Linked DNA regions of Homo sapiens: region 2 is linked to region 1. A link is a loop called in an ENCODE intact Hi-C map of the cell type or tissue named here. Cell type or tissue: PC-3. All regions are shown on one strand. Each heading gives the region's core, and the rest is flanking DNA. Links, peaks and the distances in the headings are about the cores only. Region 1 overlaps EPYC (epiphycan). Region 2 overlaps LOC124903075 (a long non-coding RNA gene).

Region 1 (15,944 bases), core at 5,013-13,012:
CTCAGCACATAGGAATGCCTTAGGACTGAATTTAATTCAATACATAAAACCTAAAATCACAGGCTGAAACTGATGTTTTTTTTTTCCCCTGACAGCTAAATGTCAAGTTAGATTTTTATTTCTCCCTTTTCTTTTCCACTTCTAATCTTTTCATTTTCTTCAACACGTGAAACTTTCAGTGGTTTTTTTTCTAAAGAAGATTTGTGTACCAAAAGGATGCATTTTGCCTTGGAAAATAAGAAAAAGAGTAAAGTTATCAGAATTCAATTAGAATAGATAGAGCTATGAATGTATAAAGATAGCTTTGTACTCAGATAAAGAGAGAGAATAAATGAGAAAAGAGAAAAAGAAGAAAAGTTATCACAGTGTGTCAACATGCCATTACAGACAAATTCTTGTGTCCTGATGTCCTTTTTGGCTTTGCTTTCTCTGAAGCCCTTGGGCGCACCTTACTGGTAGACTCCTACCTGGAGGTGAAGGGCTCGTAGATTTTCTGGGAGTGGCAGAGGGATGTGGTCCAAGTTGTTATCAGTGAGGTACAGATGATGGAGATCATACATGTCCTGTAAACATTCCAAATGTGGGAACTCAATAAAAACTCAATAAAAACTCAATAAGAAATAAAAAACACAGCTGTATTTCCCATTCCCTCTACATGCAGATATTTGTAAAATAGCATGTTCCAGTTCAGGTCTTGTTTTGTAAAGTTGAGGCAGCTTAGTTTTCTGAGTTACTAGACAATTCAGATGAGTTTTGGAAAAATTGGCTACAAGCAAATATTTCTTCATAAAAATACAATGTGTTTCTCAGTCTCTAGGAAGAACCATGTTTTGTTCAGTCTGACTTTCTCAATTTAAGCAAGGCTGCTTCTTCCTATGAAAGGCATTCTGCAGTGGGATTTTGAGGATTTTGATGAGGCATAGCAAGCATTTCCTTTATTTTATAGGCATGGAAACAAAGAGTTCCTCCCCAGCAATGGCCTGGTAGCCCAACTACCAGAAAAGGGCAGCCTAGCAAGACAAAAAACATTTAGACAATAGCTGTTCTACTCTAGCCAAACACCCTAGAATAAACTGTGACTCATCACCACCTGTGCCAACACAGGCAGAGTGGGCAGACTAGACTATGACCCTTGCCTGGCTATAGTGAGATGCCCTAACTCCCATAGCTACCATTGATGGTATCACTGGAGGCCTAGCAGAGAGACAGGGCATTTGCCACCACCCAGTGGTTATGAGGCCACACTATCCCCTGTGCCATCCCTGAGAATACTGTGGTGTCTCTCTAAAGAGTATTTTACAATTACATGTTCAGTGTACACTGAGAGGGGCTGCTTGAATGCCATAAGAGGAGGCAAGAAAGCCAGTTGGTTACTGTTCTCAGACCCTATGCTGTTTTTCAAAGCAAGTCCTCTAGCCCCAAACCTGCTTGCTTCACATAGAAAACAAAATCTCTAAGGCTAACTGAATCCATCCTCTTTATAAGGTCATTTAGTAGCCTTCTGTCTTCAAGACACTGCCCATTCCCTGCCAAGTAGCTATCCTTTTAGCCAGATAGTCTTTCTGAGTGTAGGGTCTGATCAATACAGATTCTCTGGCTTGTACCACTTCCAGGTGCTCCTGTAGATGGTGCTTCTGTAGATGGTGCTTCAGGTAGCCACCAACTTCTTATTCTGGCCCTGCTTTCTGTTTTTGGTACTTGATCACCCTCACAATGTACCAGAATATGGTGTTTCTCAGAAGCATGACAGATGCAGTTGGGAAGTTTATCTTGAAAGTTAAAAGTCTCACTAAATTAAATCCCCTTATAGAAGTTGAGCATAGTGACTCACACCTATAATCCCAGTACTTTGGGAGGCCGAAGCGGGAGGATCACTGGAGCCCAGGAGTTCGACACCAGCCTAGGAAATATGGCGAAACCATGTCTCTACAAAAATATACAAAATTTAGCCAGGCATGGTGACACGCATCTTGTAGTCCCAGCTACTTGGGAGGCTGAGGCAGGAGGATCATCTGAGCCCAGGGAGGTCGAAGCTGCAGTGGGCTGTGATCGCACCACTGCACTCAAGCCTGGGTGACAGAGTGAGACCCTATCTCAATAAATAAATAAATAAATAAATAAATAAATAAATAAATTTATTTTCCCTACACGAATAAAAAAGGTAGTCAATGACAGCAAATAAAATTGGAAGATAAAAGTCTGCATATCAAACTTAAAACTTACTTTAAATGCTTCTTGCTTTATCCCTTTCCTTCCAAGTCTATTGTTGCTAATATCAATAAATGTCAAAGTGGTTGGCAATTCTGGGAGCTGCCTTATTTTGTTGTCACGCAGGACAAGCTCTCGAAGTTGAGGCAGTTTTCGGAATGCATCTTCATCAATCTCAGATATTAAATTTGATGTCAGATCAATCCTTTTTAAATCACCTAGCAGAAAAAAATAAAGGAAGTAATTAAATATTCTTGTTTTGCTCACATAAAAATATAAATGTAATTTTCCTTTATTTTGCAAATATAAATTTAGCAATGCACAGTTAATGAGATGATTATCTTTCTTTTTATAAAAAATTATTTCCTCCAAATACTATTCATATTTATGTACTTAGGAGTATAACTTTAGCAAAGAAATTGGTACACCACGTTTAAAATAACTGGTCTTCTCTCCATAATCTTCATAAAGTTTGTCTGGATTTTGTCATTTAAAATGTTTCCCTCAATGATAAAGACTGTTGTGTTTTCTAATAGTCAAAGATACAGGCATTAGAAAGAAATCTTCAAATGATTAAAACACTTTATGACAACACATACCAAAATTCTTCTAAGTTGGCAACAACTTTAAAGTCAGAATTTAGGCTTACATTCATCCATCATAAAGCAACTATGCTTTAGTGGAAGTTTATTTTTAAAAAGCCAACTCCTCATAAATATGACCACAATATTTTACTCATAATGTCATAATATGATAAAACATTCCAGCATGTACAATATAATTATTTATTATGCATATTTAGTTTAAATTGCTCATTTGAAAACATCACCTATATGGTTTTGAAATGACCATTGCTTATTTGTTGTTTTTCTTATAATTGTTAAAGCAAACTCTCAAATTTTTAAATAACAAAAAACTATTGATTCATGAACCAGGCTTTGGCATTCAAGTTTCATTCTCAGTGCTAACATTTAACAATGTAAAAATTTAAAGGAAGTGTGTAAAGCGGTGAAGGCCGTTAATGCTGTCATCCATACTTAGGCTTGCAAAGTCATTTTTGTTGATCTTTTTAATTCTGTTAAAGCGGGAATAGAAATAAGCGGTGTTCTTTGGCAGCGGAGGAATAGCATCAAGTTCATGGTCATCACAGTACACGGTGGTACTTATACAAGTACACAAAAGACAGGTTGGAAAGTCTAAAAGATAAAGGAAAATAAAATTAAATGTAAGTACCAAATCAATTTCTAAGAAATAATGTGGAATGTTTGATACACAAGATTAGAGTCTCCCACTAACCAAGTAGATTTTATATTTTCTCGTAATGCTTTCTGTAAATAGAATATTCAAGTCAAGCATACCAATTAAAATTGTCTCAACAATTAGTATATTCAATGTAACATTTTAAAAATAATTTAAAATTAGTACTTTTCTATTAGAAATTCTATATTCAAAATTTAAACATTATTATTGTGCTTTTCATAAAGTTAAAATATCACATGTAATATTTTCATTAAGTCTTTGGTTTAATAATGAAACATTTCACTAAAACAACACTTGCTTCAAGAAAAATAAAAGATAATAATTATTAATATTCAGTTGCTCAATACATATTATTGAATCCTTTCTATGTAAATGGCACCATGGTAGCTGGTGAAACAGTGGTGAGCACAAAGAACACAGTTGTGTTTTATGATCTGCTTTGTGAAATGAATGTTAATCACACAAATGAAATTATGAATGTGATAAATGTCATGAAGTGTCATCTGAACATAACATAGGGGGATTTGACCTAGTCTGGAAGTCATGGAAGGCATCTCTGAAGTGAAAGCTGAGCTGAGATCAGCAGAAGAGGAATAATTGACTATGCAGGTAGGACAGGAATGGTATGCCAGGCAGAGGAAGCAGCATATGCCTTCACTTTGGAGGGACTGAAGGATAGTCCATATGGTTAAAACTCAGAGAGCATTGGAATGTATGGGACATAACATGCAGGGGCCTTGTAGGCTGTGCTACAGCTTTTATTCCTTCCCATAAGGATGGGCAGAGGTATCATACGATGCGGTTTGCATGGTAAGAGTTAAGTCTGCTGGAAGATGTAATGGAAGACTGAAGCAGGGCAACTGGAAAAAGTGGAAGTGAATCATAGTGTAGACAAAAGATGGTAACAATTAGAGGAGGCAATGGAACCAAAAATGTTTCTGAGGCTGGGTTTTATCTTGACATACTGATTTTTCTTTTCTGTCTTACACACACTCACACACACACACACACACACACACACACACACACCCCTACCTCTCCACCCCTTCTTCATTTTCTGTTTAGTGATCATGGAGAGGACAGTAAACTTCTAAAGGAGATGGAGAATTAATGATCAGAGGAAAGGAGGAGAATCAGGATAGGGCAATGTCATGGAGGCCATGTGGGGAGAGAGTTTTAAGGGAAAGGAAATAATCAACAACCTAAGCCTCCTGAGATGTCAGGTAAGTTAAGGACTGAAAAATGTTCTTGGATTAGTTATTGCAGTGGTTATCAGAGCATTTACAAGATTTGCAAAGTGAGGGAGCTGAAAGCCAGATTACAGTCCATTAAGGGAGAAGTTGGAAGTAAGGGAAAAGTTGCCACAAATGTTGAAAATGCTGAGAGGTTTGTGAAGAGCAAGGGATGAGACATAGTGATATCTATAATAAAATATGCTTGGGGTTTGTTTGATGAAGGGAGTGATTAACATGGAAGGAATTTGGAGAAAAAGATCCAGAGGAGGTGAATTTGAATATAAAAAGGATCATGAGAGGACAGTAGGAAATAGAACTCAAAGAACATGGAAAGATTTTCATCCCACTTGTGGAAGGACAGAGTGTCTTTGTTGTGCTAGAAGGAGAGGGAGATAGAAGAGCACATTGATATAGATGTAGGTAGATTATTTGTCTGGAAACAGGAAGACCAAGGAGCTGCTGACTGAGAAATTGCATTTTCTTTGTGAAGTAGGAAGTTAAGTTATCTGACAGCCTTGAGGGGTCTAGGGATGAGGTAAATAAGGATTGTAAGCTGTGGAATGAATGGAGAAAGTGAAATCTCTATGACATAAACTAGAAGAGAAAAGTGGTGGAAGAAATGTCCTGAAATTTCTCAGTGATCAATTTGTCTTAGTTTACCTGAGACTTTCATGTTTATAACATTGAAAGACACTTGTGTTGGGAACTCATCACACCCAGACAAACCAGGATATTTGATCAACCTAGTTGAAAGGTCTGTTTGTGGTTTGTAATCAAGAACTAATAATGTACCCATTAAGGTCTTATTACTATCATTAAATACAAAAGTCATTTCCATTTTAAGAATGGAAAGCCAGGAAAAAATGTTTAAGCAGGAGCTGTAAAATATTTAATACGTGCTAATTTCTCCAATCATTATAAATTAATATTTTCTACTCATAAAAATTTTAAGAGTTAAGGCATTTGATTCTTCTATATATTTATCACCTTGATAATTAAGCAATGATTGCTTAGGGTAATTTATATATATTCGCAGTAGTTATATTTTAATTCTAAGTTTTTCTACACCTAACTCAAGGCTATATTACACGGTTTTAGAATGTTATCTTTAGAAATTTGTTTTAGTAGTAAAAATATGGTATTTTTATTTTTAATATTCTAAATATTTCTAAACTAATTTTGATGAATGTGTGCCTCTTCTTTGGAAATTAAAAAGTGAGTTTGAGTTTTTAACTTTTTTATCCTCAGAGTACTTTAGAAACAAAAATTTTCTTTAAAAGTCTTAGTTTTTGTTATGTTTCTAAATTGACATTAGTGAAGCATTACTTGACTCAAGCTTTTGAAAGGATTGGGCATTCTGCTTTTCTGTTGTTTCTGGCTAAGCTGAGAGATCCAACATACAGGTACTGATACAAGATTGGTCAACTTTTGAAGGATCTGAAATCATTTAAATATAAGTAATGTTCTAGGGATATTTAATTTTCCTATTTTGGGTGCTTTATGCTGGATATTTACATTTTCTTCTCATTGTGTCTCTTCCTTTTTCTACTTGTAGAGTGTTCTGCTACACAGAAATTTAACTACACAGAAAGAATATAATATATTCATTAATGACACTGACAGGATTTATTGGTCTATGTTGCATTCCACATATCACCTCTGTGTTACTGGACACATTTTATAGTATGTCAGAGTTTTAGTTTTCTTATTTTTAAAAATGGGTAATCAGTGCCTAGTACATAGTGTTTTGACTCTTCAAAAAGTTAATGTAGATAAAACAATTCAAGTGTCTGGCATATAGAAGGCATGGGATGAAAGGGCAACTTTTCATATTACTTATTGAAGAACAGTTAAAAACTCAAAGAGGCAAAGAGTAAAATGGTGGTTATCAGAGCCTCAGGAAATGGGGAGTTGTTCAAGGGGTATAAAATTTCAGTTATACAGGATGAACAAGTTCTAGAGGTCTGCTATATCATACTATTCATAGTTAACAATACTGTATTGTACACTAAAAATTTTGAGAGAAAAAAATGCATGAACTCCTTTATCAATAGAATTTTCATAACTAACACTATGTTTACTATGGGCCAGTAACTACATGTATTCATTTAATCCTGACAACACCTCTATAAGGTAAGTTCTATTATTTATTATCCCATTTTTTTAGATGAGAAAACTAAGGCACAGTAATATTGAATGCCTTACTCAAGACTATAAAAACCCCACAAGTCACAGTGCTGGGATTTGAATACATATGTTTTGGTTCCTCTGTCTGTCCAAGAAACTCTCAGTTTTGATTCCTGTACTTTGCTCTTAGTCATGCCTTAGGTAATATTGCTCCTCCCTCTCTTTTTGTCTCCCAATGTGTTCTGGACAGACTTTTCTCATAAGACCTGTAATACAGTGATATTGTTTGGCTGTGTCCCCACTCAAATCTCATCTTGAATTGTAGCTCCCATAATTCCCACATGTTGTGGGAGAGACCTAGTGGGAGATAACTGAATCATGGGGGCGGCTTCCCTCATACTGTTCTCATGGTAGTGAATAAGTCTCATGAGATCTGATGGTTTTATAAGGCGTTTCCCCTTTCACTTGGCTCTCTTTCTCTCTTTCCTGCTGCCATGTAAGATACGCCTTTTGCCTTTCACCATGATTTTGAGGCCTCCTCAGCCATGTGGAACTGTGAATCCATTAAACCTCTTTTTTCTCTATAAATTACCCAATCTTGGGTATGTCTTTATCAGCAGTATGAAAATGGATTAATACATACAGTATTGCCTCTAAATTTGTTTCTATGTCTATCTTCCTGTGCTAGGCAGAAATATTCATGAGAACGGTAGTTATTTGAAACTAAGTTTTGTGTCTACAGAACTTGGAATACAGAGACACTCTACATTCACTCAACCTTTGCAGGGGGAACTCTCTATTTTTTTCTATACTCCCTAACTATGCCATTCTCTGTGTATATAAAAGTATTCCAGTGTGAGTCCTCTTGAGTACCCCCAAGGTTGACAGTGACACATTTGAACAAGAAATACGGACATATTATAGAATTACATGTAGCACTAAGAATTCCTTCTCATTAACTAAAAGGCTCTGGTTTCATCTGCAGGCCATGCAACATGGTGTCTGATGTTGTGCAATATTTTCCTCTCTCTGTTGCTTCTTAGGATTGAGTGAGAAGAAGCCTGTTTTTAAATAAATAAACAGCCAAGAATCTGAACAGGCTGGCTTCAAACCTGCTATGTAACAGCTTTGTGATGTCTGGCAAGTTACTATCCCCTTTGAATTATGGTTTTCTCCATGATAATGAGAAGAGTAATATTAACACTCTGACAGGGAGGTTTTAATAATCCAATGAGATAATGTGAAGTGCTGAGCATATAGGCCACAGATAGTATATGCTCAATTAGTGCAAAATATTATTACTATTACCATCATCTTCATCCTCATCATCTCTTATCCCCTTGAACTGCTGTGGCCTAATCTCAGAGGCAAAGATTTTATCCTGCTCATCAATTACTCTCTGTTCTACAAATACATTCCACCACCAGGTTTCGAGTAATGATACACAATATTTTCATCCCAAATCTTTGGTTATTTGATCATTTTTATGAGACCGAAGCTGAATTATTAAAACTGCTTTATATTTGAATATAAAATCTATGTATAAATATGCTTCAAACCTAGCCTATTCCAAAACTTTTTTCTTGGGTCATGTCATGTGGTTTCCCTGTAGAGTTGAAGCTGTGCAGTTTTGAGGATGACAAAGTGGACTCAATTGTAATTCTGCTTTGAGGTACCTGACCTTCATTTGTGTGTGGCCCCAGAACCCCTGTGAATTCAGGCTCCTGGGGAGAAGAGCCATCAATCAGCCTGGGAGTAGATTCCTCCTCCTCTTCCTCTTCCTGGGCCTTCTCAGGCTGTGGGGGTGGAGTGAGGAGCTCTCTGTTCCCTGAAGGCATCACTGTGGCTATTTCAATCTGAAAAAAAAAAAAAAAAGAGAATTTCTTCAGGCCAACTTCTCAGTCACTCTGTGTGGCAGTGACACAAATTTAAAATGTACCCATATTTGCCACAAGAGGACACTCATGTTCTAAAGTTCAATAGTTTGACCATCCTGCTTGCTTGGAGGAACACACATGGTTCTAGTAACTGTTGTTTTTAATTAGTTTTGTTTCTCAAATCTTAGAAGTTGTTTCCAATGCCTTTTTTTTTTTGGTCTTCTTGTTCTTTAATATCGTATATGTTTGTTCATTTCATAGGTTTAAAAAAAAGCTCATTTATTGTTTTCTAATAATAAGTAGCATTATAAGAATGCATCAATGTTGTGAAAGCTTCACATTAATTCAGAAGTGTACAGAGTAAATTCAAAACTCCCCTTTACCATCCAGCTCTCATTCTACTCCCCTTGAAGGTAATAACTGAGCAGAAATTGATACATATTATCTTGTCCTTTCAATCCTTGATTTCCTAGGTTCAAATATTCTGTTCCTTACCAATGACTTATACTGTCTCTAATGGCATTTTACTGAAAAGTATCCTTTATACTAAAATAAAATATATAGTGACATAAAAACTATGATTTGATTGTGATATGCCATTTCTCATGTGTTTTCAATATTATTAAAATAACAAATATTGTAATGATATCTAGGTATGTTAAAATGGACTTCTTTGAGAACGTTGACACTAGGAGGCAGTTATAAAATTACAAAATTATTCAAAGGTTTTTTTTTATATTATATTTTAGATTACAACTGCTTTGCTCTTATCTAACTTGTACATTTTAAGTAATAGAATCATTGCTTTTAAGAATACTGTTTGGATTTAGGAGAAATCTTCTCTTTCAGATTTCTTCCCTTGTCTGAATGTCTATTTCTTTGTGGTACTTAGTAAATGTCTACTTCTCTGACGGTCTCGTAAGCTTGGGCTGAAAATTTGCTCCAGGCAATTGGGATGGCGACATCCAGGACCCACTTTTTGTGGCCCAGTGTCCTTGTGGTATCCCCAGAAATCCCAGACTTTCCCTTAACCACACCAATATGGCCTTTTGCTTTTTTCCACCCTTCTTTATTTGCTTTCATTAAGAAAGTAAAGAAACACATAAATTATTTCTGGATTACTTAATACCAAGTGATCTGCAAACTATTCCTTTCATCTATAACACAGGTATATTTTCAGACCAGGTATTTTCTAGGTGTTTGAGTAACCAAAAAATTTTAGGAATACACTTATGATTTAATATCACTTATAATAGATTTAAAAGCATTGCAAATCACAAATGAAAATTATTCTTTTTAAGGAACACTAAACTTTCTTTTATCAGTTTATATTTCTGAATTGTGCATCCTTCTGTGCTTCCATAGAGTCTCTCTATTTCAGCCTTTTCTGTGCTGTATTACATTGGTTCCATTTGTTTTCTGCATTTCCAAGCCTGCTGGATGGTAAAGTATGTCATGTCTTTTATCTGTGTACCTCTAGGCTGTAAGCATAATAGGCAATCAGCAAGTACTTATTGAAGTATAATTTTTTCCAACTTTGCTTGTCCAAAATATATCTAAGTCACAGCTCTATGTTTAGAGATTTTCTGAGACAAATCAGTGAATGTGCTAATACTTACTTTAAATTATTTAAAGCATGAAATCAAAACAAAAACAGATTATACTGTCTTTGATACTTTAGGAGCAATACATGAAGATACAATAAAGCTTGACCAGAAAGCTCCAGCTGAGAAGTTTGGGCACATTTTCTTAAACAGAAAGACATACGGTTTCCATCTGTAGGTCAGAATGAGGCAGATTCAGAAGGAATGGATTTGTAGAGAGACCAAAGGAGGCTCCAGGAAGAGCGGAAATTGAGACAGATGTTTCATGGAATGGAGGCAGCCTAAAGGGAGAAACAAATTCCAGACACGTTGCCTTGAATCTTAGCTTTATAAGAAAAATGTTTGCACATACTTTTTACAGATAATTGTTTTTCCACTGATTTGATGTGAAGCTGTAAGATCTCACTTGTCATCCAATATAATGAGGCAAAACAGCTTTTTGTGTTTATCAAAAATTGTTTTGTTCATGCTTCCTTGCAAATAAAACATAAATGCAATACAACTTTGAAAACCAAGAAAAAGGAATGCCTTTTCACATCAGCAAAATTGAAGAACCTCAAAATACTATGCCTGGAGAGACTTTTGTTTTGTAGACACATTTATTTTCACCATTAAATAGAAGAGATTTAGGCATTTTTTCCCCTCTTCAACCATCTTCGTACTGTGATATGAAGTTATGAGGCAATGCACACATGCACAAAAAATAGTCCAGGGAAACAAGACCACCTGGCCTTCTGTGTGGCAGACTTGTATGCTTATGTTGCAGAAAACTAAATTTGAACGTAAACACAAATGACCAGAAAAAAATCCCTGTCTTTTTTCTCAAGCTACAATTGGTAATACTTGAATGTAAACATAATTGAGCCTCTTCTACAAATATTCATAAATTCTTTCAGCTTTATGCTCTATTCTTTTTTATTTGACTGCTTGTTTTACTCTGACTTGCTTCTTCCTGAATTAACTTTTAAATCTGTTCATTATATTTCCCTAAAGTTTAAAAATATAATACAAATGGTCATTACTACGTATGACTTTGATTTCAGTCAAAGTCACTGCACTTGTGTGTCTTCTTAACATCGTACCAGCAGAGTACATCTTTGAGTTGACTGGTTTGCAGTAAGTTATCTATTTTTATTCTCTTCTGTACCTGGTCTTAGAACTGTAGATAACTTATATCATGGTAGCCTTTGCTTAGGGAGTACATTCTGTGTCCATGAAACAGTATATCTATTCCAGAGATGACAAATGGATAGCTCACAGTGGCCTAGGCTGAGTGAGATATCAGCAGATGTCAGTATGAAGAGATAACTACCAAGAGAAGAAGTACTTAGGCCTGTGCCAGTCTCTGCACCCTGCACAGCCCTGACTCCATGTAAGCAACATATCACCTCAACCCAATCTCAGGGTAAAAGCGGTTGAAGTGACCCTGAAGTGTCTCAGACTAAGTTTCTGCTCCCTGGAGAAATAAAGACTCTCTGCAGAAAATCATCCAATTACATTTATTGTATCAGATTGAACTGGGACTTTTACTAGCAATATTTGTGTTATTATTAAAAATATGACAAAAGATTTAAAACTTTTATTTTCTGATAATCACCATTGTTGTCCACAGAAAATTATCTCTGTAAAAACACTCAGAACCATTTTAAGTGACAATAAGATTTGGTTTACAATAATTTTGATGAAATTCATTTGCCCCTTAGCAGAAAGTGCATTTAAATGATCTATATAATTATATTGCTGCCACTAAGCCTACTTTTTTGTCTTAATTTCAGGGTAAAAATATGAAAAACTGGTGTGTTCAGAAACAGCAATCACACATCTTCCTGATTGCTTCATTATCCACTGAGTCCTTTTAGTACATATTTCTTGTTGAACATGTTAATTATACCTGTTTATGAGGATCATAAACCATTTTCTGCCATTCAACATTGTGTTTGAATTAATAAAACTCTTTTTTTAATATTTTAATTTTAGTTAATCTACAGCTAAGTTTCTAATAAGGAAATCAATGATAATGTAATATATATGTTATGGAAAAAAATGCTGTTAAGAAATTCAAATAAACCAGATTCGATTCCTACCTTTATGAATGAATAAAAGGATCACCAGGTGAATGTGTGAATTTGTAAATGATGGAAGGTTTGCCAGTCTTTATAATTATCTAAAATGTCTATGTCAAACATTATGCTTAAGTTATGATCAAGTCTTCATTTTATTTGTCAATGTTGTTTTCTAAACATCTATCAATATCATTACTTTCGCTCCCTATCTGCCATCATCACCATTATCTAAATTACTATCCTCTCTTAGCTGGAATACAGCAATAGACTACTGATATAAAGTTAGGATGTCCTCTAGTGTAGATGTAGTAAGAATGGAATCTTTTAAAAACAGCTTTATGGAGATGTAATTCATATATTATACAGTTCATCTTTTAAAGTATACAGTCCAATGTTTTTTAGTATGTTGACAGTTACGCAACTATCACCCAATTTTATAGCATTTTCATCACCCAAGAAAAAAACTCTACAACCATTAACAGCCATTTCCAACTTCTCTCTTCTCATCCTCTCTCCTTCCCCTCTCCAACCTCCTGGCCCCAGGCAATCACTTACCAACTTTTTGTGGTTGTACTTTTGCCTAATATTTGTATTAGGCAAATAATTTCTGTATTTGCCTATTCTGGACTATTCTTTTCTCTCCTCTTTAACTGTAATTATGTATCTTTCAACCTACATTTCCCCATTTCCCTCTTCTGCCTAACTACCTAAGCCTCTGGTAACCATCATTCCACTCTGTCCTATGCAGTTAACTATTTTAGATTCCACATACACTGAGATCATATGGTATTTATCTTTCTATGCCTGGCTTATTTCACCTAACATAATACTCTCCAAGTTCATCCATGCTATCTCAAATGACAGGAGTTCATTCTTTTTTGTGTCTGAATAGTATTCCATTGTGTGTATATACCACATTGTATTTATCCATCCATCCATTGATGGACACCTAGGTTGATTCTTTGTCTTGGCCTTTGTGAATAGTGCTGCAATAAACATGAGAGTACAGATATATCTTTAACATACTGATACATTTCTTTTGAATATATACCCAGTAGTGGGCTTGCTGGATCTTATGGTAGTTCTATTTGTAATTTTTTAAGGAAACTTCACATTGTTTTTCATAGTGATTGTACTGATTTACATTCCCAACAAAGTATGCAAGGGTTCCCTTTTCTCCACAAACTCACCAACACTTACATTTTATCTTTTAGTAGCCATGTAGTCAATGTGAGGTATGCATTTGTCATCTCCAGAATAGAGATACTGTTTCATGGACACAAAATATACTCCCTAAGCAAAGGCTACCATGAGATAAGTTATCTACAGTTGTAACTACTAACAGTTCTAATATCACCAAGCGGTGAGTACCATTGGACCCCTTTAGCTTGCTATTCTGTCCTATTTTTCCTTAGAATTCAGAGGCTAAACACCGGGCACCTGTTGGCCAGTTAAAAGCAACTAGTGCGGCTGCCAGACTAAAGACATGGGTGTCAGGCTTTCTGGGAAAGGGCTCTTTAACAACCCTGACTCTTCGGAGTTGAGAGCGTTGGTTTGCTTGAAACCAGCTTCTGCTTTTCTTATACTTCCGGGCTGAGCTGAGGGTTGACAGAGAGGAAAGCCATTCAGCTCCGGGGTCCCAACAAAAAGTTGGTTGACCCTGCAGCCATGCGAGGAACTCTCAAAGTCACATCGCCCAAGTGAGACTCGCCCATCTATTCTATCTATCCTGACCCTTGACTCCTGGGTACTAATGCCTGTCAGACAAACTTCCTCCCACATCTCTTCTCTGAGGCTAGTCCTGCTTCTAAAAACCACTCCATCTCTGGTGCTTTTCTATTTTTTCCTATAAGAATGATTTCTAGCATAAATTTTGGGACTCTGTTCCTTTCTTTAGGCACCCAGGCTCACCAATCAGAAAAACATAATTTTTGCCCAAAGCCCCATTGGAGGGGGTTACTATCTGGAATTTTAGGATCCCTCCTCAGACAAGCAGGCCTAACAAAAGCTATTCCTAAAGCTAGGATATGGGGAGCCTCAGAAATGATATCCTTCCTATTCATATGATGAGAAGTGAGGACAAAAGGCATCACTCTTCCAACCCTGGAGATCCCATCCCTCCCTCAGGGTATGGCCCTCCACTTCATTTTTGGGGCATAACATCTTTATAGGACAGGGGTAAGGTCCCAATACTAACAGGAAAACGCTTAGGACTCTAACAGATTTTTGAGAATGCATTGGTAAGGACCACTAAATCTGACCTTCCTTGGTCCTCTTTGTGGTCTAAGAGGAAAACTGGTGTTTCTGCTGCTGCATTGGTGAGTGCAACTATTCCGATCAGCAGGGTCCAGGGACCATTGTGTGTTCTTGGGTTGGTGGTGGGGGGAACAAACAAACCAAAACCACAGGCGGTCTTTTCTTTCAAATGGGAAACATTCAGGCATCAACAGGCTCACCCTTAAAATGCATCCTAAGCCATTGAGACCAATTTGACCCACAAACTCTGAAAAAGATGTGGCTCATTTTTTTTCTGCACTATGGCCTGGCCCCAATATTCTCTCTGTGATGGGGAAAAATGGCCACCTGAGGGAAGTATAAATTATAATACTATCCTGCAGCTTGATCTTTTCTGTAAGAGGGAAGGCAAATGGAGTGAAATATCTTATGTTCAAGCTTTCTTTTCACTGAAGGAGAATCCACAACTATGCAAAGCTTGCAATTTACATCTCACAGGAGGACCTCTCAGCTTACCTCCGTATCCTAACCTTCCTACAGCTCCCCTTCATATTAATAAGCCTCCTCTAATCTCCTCCACCCAGAAGGAAACAAGCAAAGAAATCTCCAGGGGACCACAAAAACCCCCGGGCTATCGGTTATGTTCCCTTCAAGCTGTAGGGGGAGGGGAATTTGGCCCAACCCAGGTACATGTTCCCCTCTCCCTCTCTGATTTAAAGCAGATCAAAGTAGACCTAGGGAAGTGTTCAGATGATCCTGATAGGTATATAGATGTCCTACGGGGTCTAGGGCAAACCTTCAACCTCACTTGGAGAGAAGTCATGCTATTGTTAGATCAAACCCTGGCTTTTAATGAAAAGAATGTGGCTTTAGCTGCAGCCTGAGAGTTTGGAGATACCTGGAAAGGGACAAATTCCTTACTGGTCAGCAAGCTGTCCCCAGTATGGATCCCCACTGGGACCTCGACCCAGATCATGGGGACTGGAGTCATAAACATCTGCTGACCTGTGTTCTAAAAAGACTAAGGAGAATTAGGAAAAAGCACATGAATTATTCAATGATGTCCACCATAACTCAGGGAAAGGAAGAAAATCCTTCTGCCTTCCTCAAGTGACTATGGGAGGCCTTAAGAAAATATACTCCCCTGTCATCCAACTCCCTCAAAAGTCAACTGATCCTGAAAGATAAGTTTATTACCCAATCAGCCACAGATATGAGGAGAAAGCTCCAAAAGCGAGCCCTGGGCCCAGAACAAAATCTGGAGGCATTATTAAACCTGGCAACCTTGGTGTTCTATAATAGGGACCAAGAGGAACAGGCTGAAAAGGAAAAGCG
Region 2 (15,944 bases), core at 2,870-10,869, 270 kb after region 1:
GAAGTGCCACACACTTTTAAACCATCAGATCTCGTGAGAACTCACTATCTTGACAACAGAAAGGCGGAAATCCACCCCTTTGATTCAATCACCACTCAACAGGCCCTTCCTTCAATTCGACATGAGATTTGGTCGAGGACACAAATCCAAACCATATCACCCTCCAATATAGACATAATGGGCATATGGAATAATCATGATTGTTACTATTAGTTTTGAAGATCAAGAATAAAGGTGATGTAGAAAAGAAAAAGATATAGGGAGAAAAAAGGGAAACCACTTTTTATGCATTAAATACCTTGGGCCTGATACTATGCTTAGCACTTTACATATTATTTCACTTAATACCTATAATGGCTAAGGAAGTTATATATAACTATTCCATATTCATGATGAGAAAACAGGATAAGAAGACAGGTACCTTGCCAAAAGCTATCAGCTAATTAGTGTTAAAGCTAGAATTTGAAGCCCAGGCAGGATTATTTTTTCACTTACATTTTTTTTTTTTTTTTGCTTTTTACATTTCTATTTTTATTTTACAATTAAAATAAGCAAAATAGAATGTTGTTTTGATTGCACTTCTTTGCTTATTAGAAAGTTGAAAATTTTTGAAATATGCTATCAGCCATTTCTACTTTTTCCAATGGAATTGTTTGTTAATATCCTTAGTCTCTCTTTTATTGGAGTTGTTAAGGGTTTGTTGTTTTTTTTTTTTTTAATTTTACTTTAAGTTCTGGGATGCACGTGCAGAATGTGCAGGTTTGTGACATAGATTGTATGTGCCATGGTGGTTTGCTGCACTTCTCAACCCGTCATCTAGGTTTTAAGCCCCACATGCATTAGGTGTTTGTCCTAATGCTCTCCCTCCCCTTTCTCCCCACCCTCCAACAGGCCCTGGTATGTGTTGTTCCCCTCCCTGTGTCCATGTGTTCTCATTGTTCAACTCCCACTATGATTGAGAAGATGCGGTGTTTGGTTTTCTGTTCCTGTGTTAGGTTGCTGAGGATGACGGCTTCCAGCTTCATTCATGTCTGTGCAGAGGACATGATCTCATTCTTTTTATGACTGCATAGTATTCCATGGTGTATATGTACCACATTTTCTTTATCCAGTCTATCATTGATGGGCATTTGGGTTGGTTCCACGACTTTGTTATCGTAAATAGTGCTGTAATAAAAATACATGTGCATGTGTCTTTATAGTAGAATGATTTATATTCCTTTTGATATATACCCAGTAATGGGATTGCTGGGTCAAATGGTATTTCTGGTTCTAGATCCTTGAGGAGTTGCCACACTGACTTCCACAATGGTTGAACTAATTTACATTCCCACCAGCAGCGTAAAAGCATTCCTGTTTCTCCACAGCCTCCCCAGCATCTACTGTTTCCTGACATTTTAATGATCACCATTCTCACTGGCATGAGATGGTATCTCACTGTGGGCTTGATTTGAATTTCTCTCATGATCACTAAGGATGAGCCTTTTTTCATATGTTTGTTGGCTGCATAAATGTCTTCTTTTGAGAAGTTTCTGTTCATATCCTTTGCCTGCTTTTTGATGGGGTTGTTTTATTTTCTTGTAAATTTGTTTAAGTTCCTTATAGATTCTGGATATACTTATATCTTAAACCATAGCAATTACATCATTTCCTTTGTGTCTTGAAAACATAAAAAATGTCTAGTGTAATGGAGTGAAAAATTACATACATTGTAAATACTGTGGATAAAAATTGCCAATAGATATTCAATTTCAAAATAATATCTGAGAAACATAGGATCTGTTATAGTTCAGTGGACAAAATAATGAAAGAATAAATGAATGAATGAATGAATGACCAAATACTGAAATTTAGGTAATTTTAAAATGTCTCCACAACTCCCAGCTTAGTTTTATATGGGTTGTCTGGTTTTCACATAACTTTATACTATAGTAAGCCAATTAAAAATATATATTAATAGCACCATTTACACATCTTAGGGCAAATCAAGTATTATTTAATGACCAAGTTAAGAGTTACATTTTTAAATCTAAAAAAATATGTACACCTTTAGGTCATCATTTCCCTTGGAGGAAGAGAAATTAAGCTAACCCCTATATAAATGAAATGTTTTATAATTATCCTATAATTTTCACTTATTATGTATTTTATATTTGAGGCTTTAAACTGGATAAACGAAAATATGTCAGTAGTTGAGGGTTTGAAGAAATCTAAAATTTTAGAGCCTGTTAGTTTAGGCGTAGAGCTATGCAAAATACTTTTTGCTCCTGGCAAAAACAATGGGAAAAAAAGCATTAGTCTCTCCAGTGTGATTTTTTTGGTACATCCCACTCTAGGGAAGTCCAGAAACACAAAGTGAGATCAGAATTTTTTACTAATTTCTTGCCCTTCTGTTTCTCTCCAACCTGGCAATGAGCTGTGGAAAACATATTTGTGCAAGGCCAATGTGAACTTTTTCTGAACCTCTCAAGACATCCACTCTTACTCACAGAAAAACAGTACTTTATGGTTCTTTTTTAACATCAACTATTGAAGCCACGAATGAATGGTACAATGACTTCTCCCAGTCCCTGCCCAATCAAAATTCATTTTCTTTTCTTTACTTATCACACTTTAAATAATATTATGCCAATATCTAGATTTATAGGATGCTTAACAGAAGACATGAAATCAGTTTTGTTGTCAGAATGAAATGGCTGATACTCCTAAAAATGTCTCTTTTCTGTCTCCCAAGCTATTTATGCCAAAACTACATTGAAATAGAATGATGCTTAATTGACTGAATACAATGAATTCTTTTTTAAAAGGTCAATGTCTTTTATCGTGTTTTATCTTTCTTAAACTCCAAAGTTTTTTGATCATTTGAGAGTGGCAATGCAAAAGAGTTAGAGATTGTTTATTTTATTTTATGAATGGAAAAAAACTGAAATGAAGACAAGAGGCAGTATTTGTTTGCACTATGTTTACTAGAGTCCCAGGAGTTTTTCAAAGATTTAATGTTTTTTTTCTAATACAGTGCTCCCCAAAGACCAGTTTGGTTAATAAAAATGATAATCTGCACAATAGCTAATGCAAAATAATTTACTCACATATAAACTAAAAAGAAGGATCCTTCTAGGAAGAAAGTAATACACTGAAGGCAAACCAACAGTATCTCTGAAATTAAGGAAAGGGCAAAGAAAGCAAAGAGGAATTATTCTCCCATCCATCTCTCCACAAATCCTCTGCTGCAGTGCTTGAAGGGATGCTGCATAGTTTTCAGGGATTATCTCTTGACGTTACGGATTTTCAACTAAGGGTATTATTATGCTCTGGAAAAGAGAGGCTTAGACATAGGAACTGTTATTTTTTCCACTCAATTATTTCACAGAAACCTTGGATTTTTAAATTTTATTTTTAGAAGTCATGGGCTGATAGCATTACAGTCAGCATAGTTATTTGTTTGGAATATTTTCAGAAATATCTTGAGATTTATATTATTCTTTGATTTTTTTTCTAAACAAAATGAGTTTAGAGCTTAACATTATAGCACGTAAAACATAAGCTACATGATTTGGGCACCACTGATCCAGACCATATGTTCTACTCAGCTTAAATGTGATATGGGCTGCTGTTTCCATTGTGCTGTGCCTTGAGAAACATCAGGTTTCCATTCCAATTTCCTTATATATTTTCCAGTGCTTACAAGTACAAAGAATAATTGCTTTGGAATTTTTTCTGAAGCTCTCCCGTTTGCTTTCCTATCTTCAAGATATCTCTAAATTCATCCCTTCCTGATACAGGAGCATATATCTTGTTTTATAGTGCATCAGAGAAGATTCCTTTACTTCCTAGAACATTACAAGGTTGAATATTTCTTTATGCAGTTCAATACAGCGTGGAATATCATAATGCAGGGATTAGTAAACTTTTTCTGTAAAAAAATATTTTAGGCTTTGTTACCTCATATAGTCTCTGGTGGGACTAGTCAACTATTTGAATGTCATGCAAGTTTCACATGTCATCAAACATTATTTTTTAATTTTTTATACCTCTAAGTGGTTAAATATATTACAATCATTCTTAGCTCATGGGTCATACAACAAAAGCCTAAGACTATATATTTTCTTGAGTCGTAGTTTGCCAACCTCTGATCTGGTGCATTGGTTAGAAACCGAAAGACTGAAATTAGCCATTCTTGATTAGAACGAAAATTCCACCATTTATTGTACAGCCTTAGGCAAAAAGCAAAAAAAAAAAAAAAACAAACAAAAAAAAAACTCTTGAGCCTTAATGTATCCTTTTTTAAAGGCACGACAATGCCTATTTAATAATGTTAAGAGTTAAATAAATTTAAGTTCTTAACATGTACTCATTGAAGTCACTTTATTGTTGTGCTAAAATGTTTTCAGGTAGAGAAGTAAATCTGTGTCACCTTGTTTCTTTCTCTGTGTAAACAGACAATAGCCAATTCCTACCTTTGGTTAACAACTTTCAACAAAACTTGAAGCTTCTTCCTGTCATTCTCTTTTCTGCCTCAAACCATGCTGATTCTTCTAGCTTTCACTTAAAGAGATGTTTTTCTCCAACTCTTTAATAATAATCTGAGATTCTTTCAAACCCTCTGAAATGTTTCATATTCCTCTGAAATTATGGTGCCAAGAACAGACTGAGTTTTATGACAAAGTCTGCAGCCATGTATTCAAAGTTTTTGCATAACCACATGAAACATTCCCAGAGTAAGCATCTCTGATTAATATTTTCTGAAAATATGAGTATCATACCTAACAATTTCTCTTTTCCGGGGGTAAGGTGCTTTGCATATTATTAAATATTCATCTCGCTATTTATGATTGTAGTGGTATTTACTGTTTTATTTAATTCAAAGTCCTGTTGATGTTTTACAGGCTATACTGTTTGATTTCGTATTTCTTCAATGACTTACCTCAGCCATAATCTTAAGAACTGCCCTTTAGATGGGGTGGCAAGATGGCCAAATAGGAACAGCTCAGGTCTGCAGCTACCAGCGAGATCAACGCAGAAGGTGGGTGATTTCTGCATTTCCAATTGAGGTACTCAGCTTATCTCACTGGGACTGGTTAGACAGTGGGTGCAGCCCATGGAGGGTATGCCGAAGCAGGGTGGGGCATCACCTCACCCAGGAAGTGCAAGGGGTTGTGGAACTCCCTCCGCTAGCCAAGGGAAGCCGTGAGGGACCATGCCCTGAGGAATGGTGCATTCCAGCCCAGATACTATGCTTTTGTTCTCAACCTGCAGCAGGAGATTCCCTCAGGTGCCTACACCACCCGGGCCCTGGGTTTCAAGTACAAAACTAGGCGGCCATTTGGGCAGACACCGAGCTAGCTGCAGGAGTTTTTTTTTCATACCCCAGTGGTGCCTGGAACTACAGCGAGACAGAACCCTTCACTCCTCTGGAAAGGGGGCTGAAGCCAGGGAGCCAAGTGTTCTAGCTCAGCGTATCACACCCCCATGGAGCCCAGCAAACTAAAATCCACTGGCTTGAAATTCTTGCTCCCAGGAGAGCAGTCTGAAGTCAACCTGGGATGCCAAGCTTGGTGACGGGAGGGGTGTGAGCCATTACTGAGGCTGGAGTAGACGGTTTTCCCCTCACAATGTAAACAAACCGGCTGCGAAGTTCAAATTGGGTGGAGCCCACCTCTGCAAAGCGGCTGTAGCCAGACTGCCTCTCTAGATTCCTCCTCTCTGGGCAGGGTATCTCTGAAAGAAAGGCAGCAGCCCCAGTCAGGGACTTAGAGATAAAACTCCCATCTCCCTGGGACAGAGCACCTGGGGGAAGGGGCAACTGTGGGCGCAGCTTCAGCAGACTTAAATGTTCCTGTCTTCAGCCTCTGAAGAGAGCAGCAGATCTCCTAGCACAGTGCTCGAGCTCTGCTAAGGGACAGACTGCCTCCTCAAGTGGGTCCCTGACCCCTGTGCCTCCTGACTGGGAGACACCTCCAAGCAGAGGTCGACAGACACCTCATACAGGAGAGTTCCGGCTGGCATCTGGTGGGTGCCCCTCTGGGATGAAGCTTTCAGGGGAAGGAAGAGGCAGCAATCTTTGCTCTTCTGCAGCCTCTGCTGGTGATACTTGGACAAACAGGGTCTGAAGTGGACCTTCAGTAAACTCCAGCAGACCTGCACCAGAGGGGCGGCCTGACTGTTAGGAGGAAAACTAACAAACAAAAAGGAATATCGTCAACATCAACAAAAAGGATGTCCACACAAAAACCCCATCCGAAGATCACCAACATCAAAGACCAAAGGTAGATAAATCCACCAAGATGATGAAAAACCAGTGCAAAAAGGCTGAAAATTCCAAAAACCAGAACGCTTCTTCTCCAAAGGATCACAGCTCATCTCCAGTAAGAGAACCAAACTGGACAGAGAAAGAGTTTGATGAATTGACAGAAGTAGGCTTCAGAAGGTGGGTAATAACAAACTCCTCTGAGCTAAAGGAGCATGTTCTAACCCAATGCAAGGAAGCTAAGAGCCTTGAAAAAAGGTTAGAGGAATTACTAACTAGAATATTCAGTTTAAAGAAAAACATAATGACTTGATGGAGCTGAAAAGCACAGCACAAGAACTTCAGGAGGCATACACAAGTGTCAATAGCCGAATCAATCACGGGGAAAAAAGGATATCACAGATTGAAGATCAACTTAATGAAATAAAGCAAGAAGAAAAGATTAGAGGAAAAATAATAAAAAGGGACAAACAAAGCCTTCAAGAAATATGGGACAATGTGGAAAGACCAAACCTATGTTTGATTGGTGTACCTGAAAGTGATGGGGTGAATGGAATCAAACTGGAAAACACTCTCTTCAGGATATTATCCAGGAGATCTTCCCCAACCTAGCAAGACAGGCCAACGTTCACATTTGGGAAATACAGAGAACACCACTAAGATACTACCAGAGAAGAGCAACCCCAAGACACATAATCATCAGATGCACTAAGGTTGAAGTGAAGGAAAAAATGTTAAGGGCAGCCAGAGAGAAAGGTCGGGTTATCCAAAAAGGGAAGGCCATCAGACTAACAGCGGATCTCTCAGCAGAAACTCTACAAGCCAGAAGAGAGAGGGGGCCAATGTTCAATATTATTAAAAAAAAAATTTAATCCAGAATTTTATAACCAGCCAAACTAAGCTTCATAAGCAAAGGAGAAATACAAATTTTTACAGAAAAGCAAATGCTGAGAGGTTTTGTCACCACCAGACCTGCCTTACAAGAGCTCCTGAAGGAAGCACTAAATATGGAAAGGAAAAACCAGCACCAGCCACTGCAAAAACATACCAAATTGTAAAGAACATTGACACTATGAAGAAACTGCAACAACCAACAGGCAAAATAACCAGCTAGCATCACGACAGGACCAAATTCACAAATAATGATATTAACCTTAAATGTAAATGGGCTAAATGCCCAAATTAAAAGACACAGACTGGCAAATTGGATGAAGAGTCAAGACTCATTGGTGTGCTGTATTCAGGAGACCCATATCACATGCAAAGGCACACATAGGTTCAAAATAAAGGGATGGAGGAATATTTACCAAGCAAATGGAAAGCAAAAAAGTGCAGGGGTTGCAAAAAAAGAAATCAAAGACCTAAATAAATGATGAGAGCTACTATGTTAATGAACTGTGATTCAAGATATGAACAATCTTCTAATTGATCTATATGTTTAATGCAATTTCCAGCAAGATTTGTATAGACATAATCAAGCTTATTCTAAAGTTTATATGGAAACACACAGATTCAAGAATAGTTAAAACAATCTTGACAAAAAATACAATGGAAGGAATTACTCTACCTTGGAACCAACCCAAATGCCCATCAGTGTTAGACTGGATAAAGAAAATGTGGCACATATACACCATGGAATACTGTGCAGCCATAAAAAGGATGAGTTCATGTCCTTTGCAGGGGCATGGATGAAGCTGGAAACTATCATTCTCAGCAAACTAACACAGGAACAGAAAACCAAACACCGCATATTCTCACTCATAAGTAGGAGCTGAACAATGAGAACACATGGACAAAGGGAGGGGAACATTACACACCGGGCCCTGTTGGGGTTTGGAGGGTAGGGGAGAGACAACATTAGGATAAATACCTAATGTAGATGATGGGTTGATGGGTGTAGCAAACCACCATGGCACACGTATACCTATATAACAAATCTGCATGTTCTACACATGTATCTCAGAACTTAAAGTATAATTTTAAAAACATTTTGCAAATAAAAAACAACTGCCATTTTACTTGTTTCTTTTGATTTTTAATTATAAACATTTATAATTTATAAATTATCACTTGTAAGGATACCTCTGATTGTACTTTTATAACAATATCTACCTTCCTCTACCTGTCCCCCCATTCATAACACCTGGGCATCTACTAATCTGTTCTTTGTCTCTACCATTTTGTCAATTCAAGAATGTTATATCAATGAAATCATATATTTCAGCATTGGCTTTTTTTACAGAGCACAATTTCCTTGAGATTTATCTGAGTTGCTTTGTATCAATAATATAGTTTGTGTCTTTATTGCTGAGTAATGTTTCATGGTACGGTTGTATCAAGCTTGTTTATTCAACAGTTGAAGAACATTTGGATTGCTTCCAGTTTTTTTGCTATTATTAACAAAACTACTGTGAACATTCATATACATATTATTGTGAGCATTACTCTTCATTTCTCTAGAATATACACCCAAGGATTCAATTGCTGGGTCACGAAGTAACTATATATATTTAGTTTTATAAGCAAATGCTAAACTGCTCCCCAGAATGGCTGTACCATCTCACATTCCCAGCAACAATGTATGAGTGAGCTAATTTGTATGTCTCCTGACCAGCATTTGGTGTTGTAACTATTTTTCATTTTATTCATTCTGATAGTCCTGTAGTAATGTCTCATTGTGATTTTAATTTGAATGTCCTTAATACATAATAATTTTGAATATCTTTTCTTTTGCTTATTTGCTATCTGCATATCCTCATTGGTTGAAATATATTTGGCTATTGCCCATTTTCTAATTGAATTGTTTTCTTTTTAATGTTGAGTTTTGAAAGTTCATTATATATTCTAGATACTAGTCCTTTGTCAGATAGGTTTGCAAATGTTTTCTCCAAGTCTGTGGTTTGTCTTTTCATACTCATAAAGGTCACTGTCAAAGGAAAAGTTTTTCATTTTGATGAGGTTCAATTTATCAATCATTTTGTTTTACATTTAAGTCTGTGATCCATCTTGAGTTCACTTTTAGAATAACATGTAATTTAAATCAAAGTTCATATTTTGCCTATGATATACAGTTGCTCCAGCACTGTTTGTTGAGAAGGCTATCCTTCATCTAGCAAGTTGTTTTTGAACTTTATTGCAATCATGTCGGTATTCCTTTGGGTCTATTATTGGATTTTCTACTCTTTACTATCGATATTTGCTTGTATCCCTATGCCATAATATACCCTCTCATTTATTATAGCTAAATAGTAAGACTTAATATCAGGTAGAATAATTCCTTCTATTGTATTCTTTGTCAAGATTGTTTTAGCTATTCTTGAGTCTGTGTGTTACCATATAAACTTTAGAATAAGCTTGATTATGCCTATGTAAATCTTGTTGGAAATTGCATTAAACATATAGATCAATTAGAAGATTGTTCATATCTTGAATCACAGTTCATTAACAGAGTAACTCTCATCATTTATTTAGGTATTTTATTTATTTCAAACAATATATTGGGATATTCAGTGTAGAGATCCTGTATGCATTTTCTTAAGTTTATACATGAGTTTCATTTTATTTGGAGTGATTAAAAACGGTATTGTGTTTTTAATTTGTTTTCACATGCTATTTTTTAACATATAAGAATGAGTTTCTTTGTGTTGGTTTTGTATCTTTCAAACTACTGAACTAACTTAACAGTTCTACTTTTTAATTTTTATAGAGATATCTTGGAATTTTCTTCTAAGACAATCGTGTCATCTGCAGATAGGGACAATTTTATTTCTTACATTCCAATCTGTATAACTTTCATTTCTTTTTCTTCCCTCACTGGAGTGACCAGAACTTGTAGTACTATGTTAAATATAGGAGGTAAGAGTAGACATCTTTAATATGTTCCTAATCTTAGGGGCAAAGCTTTCAGTATTTCACTATTACATATACTGTTAGCTATAAACTTTTTTTTTTTTTTACATTTTGCTATCATGTTCAAGCAAATATTCTGTAATTATAACTTTCTGAGAGTTTTTGTAATTAATGGGTGTTGGAGTTTTTCAAATGCTTCTACTTCAATTAATTAATTAATTATATATATATATGTTTCTTTTCGGCATTTTGATGTAGTCAATTACATTGATTTTTGAATTTTGAACCAGATTTTCATTACTTGAAATAAATCTCATTTATTCACTGTGTATAATTGTTTTTATACATTTTTGGATTCAATTTGCTAAGGATTTTTGCATATATACTCATGAGGGATATTGATCTGTAATTTTTCTTTGTTATTTTGGTGTCAGAGAAATTCTGACCTCATAATATAAATTAAGAAGCTTTCTCTCCTTTTCTTTGTTCTGGAAAAGATTGTATAAAATTGGTATTCTTTAAATGTTTGTTAGAATTTTTCACTGGAACCATCTGGACATGTAATTGTTTTCTTCAGAAGACTTCTAATTATGAATTGAATTTCTTTCATAGTTAAAAACTAATCAAATGATACATTTCTCTTTGGTTGGGATTTTACAGTTTGTGGCTTTCAGTGAATTGATCCATCAGTCTACTTTGAATTTATGAGTAGAAGCTGCTCATAGTACTGCATTTTAGTCTTTATATGGCTGATATTTTTGCCTTGTGTCCTCTCTTTTTAAATTTTGGCCAGTCCTGCCATAAGCTCATCAATTTTATTATTTTTTCCAAAGAATCAATTTTTGTTTTGTTGATTCTTTTCTATTGTCTTCTGATTTCCAATTACATAGATTTCTACTCTTTTACTTATTATTTCACACTTTACCTGCCTTGCATTTATTTACTCTTGGTTTTCTAGTTTCCTAAATTTTGCACAGAGGTAATTGATTTAAGACCTTCACACTTTTTTTTTCTTTTAGCTAACATAAGCATTTTGTGCTATAAATTTCCCTTTCATAACAGCTTTATCTACATCTCTACATCTCACATATTTTGATATGCTGCATTTTTTATTTTCATTCAGTTTTACGCATTTTTATTTCGTCTGATATCCCCTCTGAATCATGGATTATTTAGAAGTGTATTGTTTAATTTTCAAGGTGCAGAGATTTTCTTCTTATTACTATTAGTTTTTAGTTTAATTATGTTATGATTAGAGAACATACTCTTTATAATTTCAAATTTTTTAAAGTTGTTGAGGTTTATTTTATAGCTAGGACTTGATGTATCTCAAGGAATGTTCCATGCATGCTTGAAAAAATGTATATTTAGCTGTTGTTCAGTGAAGTGTTCTATAGATGCCATATTTTTATAGTTGATAATGTTGTTCAGGTCTTCTATATTTTTGTTGATTTGGTTTTTACCTAGCAGTTCTATCAAGGTTGATAGAAGGTTTTTGAACTTCCCAATTATCATTGTGGTTCTGTCATTTTATGAAGATCACCTAGATACTATTTTAATTACTTCACAATCAGAAAACTTAGTGGAATGTGATCATGAAAGTTTTTCTTTCACTGTTGAAAATATCCTTCTCAGAAAATAGAGTGAAAAAGTAAAAGAACGTTGATATATTCCACATAGTTAGTGACAAAGTCATTTGCAAAAATTTGGAGTTAATAGTAAATTTTGATGAGGGGAGAGCATTTGGAGGTTTCCTGGAGTCCAAGAAAATGCTGAAGAATTAAGTTCTGTGTAGTCCCTCTAGTCCTCTATAACATGCAAATATTATGTGAAAATTGCACCACATCCCTTAATAGACAAAGTTGGCTTGACTTTATGGGCTAAGTATTGAGTAATAGTAGTTTTACTATGGCATATAGTGAAGCAATCTAAATTATGAATGGAACCCAGTTTATCTAACTTTTACATTCTGTTTAATAGGTCCATTGGCCTTATATATATATATATATCTACCATTACTATTTAATTATATATATTTCTATTAAATTTAAAATGAAAAGGCTTTTTTTTTTTTTTTTTTTTAGTTCAGGCCTGTGTGTTTTACAGCCACAAAAAAACATTACTAAGGGATAACTTAGAGCACATTCTTCCTGATAGTGTTATTATCTAATGAATCACAGCTGATTTTTTCTTGGCTTAATAGTCTCAGAAGAAAGTTTTATAATGTGTCCCGAGTTCAATAATTGCTGAATCAGTTAATCTTTATATAATAGAAAAATAAGAAAACTCCACTGTAAGCATGTTGAACAAGGTTTTAATTAAAAGCAGTTCTATGGTTGGCAGCAGCCTCTGTCCCAACTGTGTTTTTACAAAATCCTCCAAAATATTTTAAAGTAATCTCTATCTTTACTTATTATAAAGAGAGTTATATTCTTCTGACTAATATGAACAAGAATTGTTTTCAGCTCATATAATTAATAGGGTAACAGATTTCTCACATGCTAAGCTCAGCCAGCAATGGGTGTGTGTGAAATAAAAAGTTCACCCCTCTCTCCCTAGTGTATGACCTCAGCTTTGGACAAGATAATAGAAATGGCTTATGTAAAAGATTAGTTCCTGATGTTAATGGACCTAAAATCTACAGAATGTGCTGTTTGTTCAAAAACAGACATGGAATTTGCTCCTATATTCAGTGTGTTATTTACTTGTATACATTGTGCTATGTTTTTGAAAATGACCTTAAGCATAAACTTTATTAGTAGCATCCAACTTCCACTCCACTGTTGTCTCTGGCAACATTTTCTTTTCATCCTCTCTTACCTATATTTATGGTAAATGACAAACTGGCTTTTTAAAGAAATGGCCAATCAAAAAAAGCCTGCAGCAATTTCAATTTCCAAAAAGAGAGCACTAAGTTTGAGGTTTTACGACCATGGTAAGTGTCTTCAGTTCTGGGGTGACTTTGATAAATTACTTTAAAGGAGTTTTGTTATAAAGAAACAAATCCCCAGGATATATAGTTCTCTCATTGCCTCATATCCTTATTTTTCACATGATTGTCCTGGGACTCTTTGAGAACATCTGGGAGAGCTCTGATTACAAAATGTGAGCTGTTTTGAGCACAGCGCAGTTTGTAATTTTGATTCTGTTTCATGCTGAATCTTGTTGTGCTCTCATCCCCTTTTTAATCCATTCAGATAGATAACATGTTCTAAGATCTCTTTTAAATGGGTTAAGTCAACTTCAGTTCCATGTAGAAAGGTTTTCTCATCACGTAAGGGAAAGTCTGATATAACAGTTTTTATTACAACACAGTTGATACACAGGGCAAGGAAATTTAATATAAAGAAAGACAAGAGATACATTACAGGGATCTTGAGTTGCACAGGCTTTTTTTTTTACTTTATTAATTCTTTTATTGTGGTAAGAACACTTACATGAGATCTACTCACTTAACAATTTTGAAATGCATAAGCTTTTACTGTTGATGTTGTATAGCTGATCTTTACAACTTATTCTTCATGAGTAACTGAAACTTTACCCACTGATTAGTAACTCCCCATTTTCCCTTCCCCTCAGTAATTCCACGACTATTTTAGATAACTCATGTAAGTAGAATCATGCAGTATTTGTCTTTTTGTGGCTGGCCTATTTCACCTAGCATAACATCCTCAAGGATCATATATGTTGTTGCACATTACAGAATTTCCTTTTTTTTAAAGGCCGAATAGCATTCCATTGTATGCATATATCAGATTTCCTTTATTCATTTATCAGTCCATGGACATTTAGATCCACATTTTGGCTATTATAAATAATATTGCTATGAATATAGGCATGCTAATATCTCTTCGAGATCCTGATTTCATTTCTTTTGGATAAATACCCAGAAGTAGAATTGCTGGCACATACATTATTGCTATTGTTTTTTGAGAAACTTCCATACTGTTTTCCATAATGGTGTCACCACTTTGCATTCGCTATTACAAGGATTTCAGTTTCTCCACATCTTTGTCAACACTGTTGTCTTTTTCAGTTTACGTAATATGCATTCTAACAGGTATGTGGTGATATTTCACGTGGTTTGAATTTGCATTTTCCTGAGGATTAGTGACATTGTGCATTTTTTTCATAAACCTGTTGACCATTTGTCTGTCTTTTATGCAGAAATGTCTATTCAAGTCAAAGGCAATTATACCACGAGGTATAGTTCCTGTAGAAATTTGTTCATATACTTATTAGAATCTTTTACTCAAAATCTCAACTTGAAATTTATCAAAGTTAGAGCGTGGATCTATTTATTAATGTACGGATTTCCAGTGCTTGCCACAGATATTATTACACATTTCTCAATAAATTTTTCTTCAACTTATGATTGATAGATAAATAGGATATAGATTAATTCTTAGTAGGAGATAGATAGTAGTAGGAGGTAGATATTTTTAGGTTGGAAGCTTCATTACCATTTCCAAGATATTAAGTAAAATTTAAACACCAAAAGTTAAATAGGCAGACATAATTTTTAAGAATCTGTTTTTGGCAGTTATATATGATATTAAGGAAAAATTACTATTACCAGCTTGATATGTTGCATCCCAGTACTGACTGTTACAATAATAATCATAACTCTCACTTATCTTTTTTCTGTGTGTCTAGAAGTTTACCACTAAGACAATGAGGCAGCAGCCAGCTCTGTGCATTCTCACTTGTGGATTATGTAGCAAATAAGCAACTTATAAAATAAGGCACTTTTAGTTGTATAGGAAATAAAGAAAGTAAAACAGATTTGGGGAAGTAAGAACCTAAGAATTCACCCCTGATATTGCAAATAACAAGGTTTTGGTCCTAAAAAATTATAACTTGCCTAAGCTATATGATTATTTTATTGTCAGAGATGGGACTACATCCAAAAACCTTAGCATGTTTTTCTTTCTATAAAGCAATGTTGATTCCCTTCATGAAGATCTTAAAATTAAAAAGAAGGAATATAAGCCTACATGTTGGTGCACGAAAGCAAAAAAACACTGAAAAATATCTATCCAAAACCAACTCAGTTTATTTGTGCATTCATTCAGCCAGAAAAACATTCATTAACAATCTCAGTCTCAAGACTGCTTACACAAAACATCGTTTCTGGCAACAAGAGCTTCCTATTTAGTGAAGGATGCAGATAAGTAAATAGACTGTTACAAAAATGTTGTAGCAAATTCTCTGATAGAAGGAATCACAAGAACTACAAGATGGCACATCTTATCCAGATTGGGTGGTTAAAGCAACCTCCAATCTTTTTTTTAAAATGGCCTCTAAATTTTTAAAAATAATGTACTACCACACGTCTTTTAATTTTCATATGTAAAATTGGCAACATGGAGTCTTCATTTCATATCAGTCAGTTCTGCATCCATGGATTCAACCAACTGATCTAAAATATTCAGAAAATAAAATCAATAGTTGTATCTATATGGAATACATGCAGACTTTTCTCTTGTAATTATTTCATAAACAATATAGAATAAAACTGTATATCATTTACATTGTATTAGGAACTAATAAGTAATGTAGAGGTGACTTAAAGCATACAGGAGGATGTGTGTAGGTTATACGCAAATACTATATTATTTTATATCAGAGACTTGATCATCCTTGGATTTTTGTGTCCCTAGGGTGTCCTGGAACTAATCCTGCACAGCTATTGAGGGATGACTGTGTACAGATCCATAAGATTTCATTTTTAGCATAATATAACTTTAAGAAAAAATAAAATTATTATATATCTCTTTTAAATATTTCCCCTGAAGTGTAAGCCTTAAAGCAATTCCATATCACCATCATTTATTAAAATGTATGT

Evidence for each region. Hi-C counts contacts between places; a loop is a spot of excess contacts. Peaks named below come from ENCODE experiments on the same cell type or tissue, not always from the same donor. Only the 100,000 strongest peaks of a DNase experiment are listed, where the experiment ranks them.
Region 2: a loop joins it to region 1, with 18 times the contacts of the local background. A loop is called at or near these places in 4 of 110 quality-filtered maps.

The regions. Positions count from the first base shown.
Region 1 is chr12:90,969,577-90,985,520 of GRCh38, forward strand. EPYC (epiphycan) reads right to left here. Exons shown (of 7, transcript NM_004950.5): 3 at 8,512-8,686; 4 at 3,246-3,404; 5 at 2,224-2,426; 6 at 468-563. Among named protein-coding and RNA genes, the nearest start is that of CCER1, 22 kb to the left of the region's middle. RefSeq lists an enhancer at 14,531-15,065. In PC-3, for the core only: a CTCF peak has its summit at 8,788 (motif pointing right); a DNase peak (open chromatin) is centred at 8,795.
Region 2 is chr12:91,237,310-91,253,253 of GRCh38, forward strand. LOC124903075 (a long non-coding RNA gene) reads right to left here. Exons shown (of 2, transcript XR_007063579.1): 2 at 15,135-15,518. Among named protein-coding and RNA genes, the nearest start is that of DCN, 62 kb to the left of the region's middle. In PC-3, for the core only: a CTCF peak has its summit at 6,080; no DNase peak of the experiment used is centred there; H3K27me3 peaks cover 1,615 bases.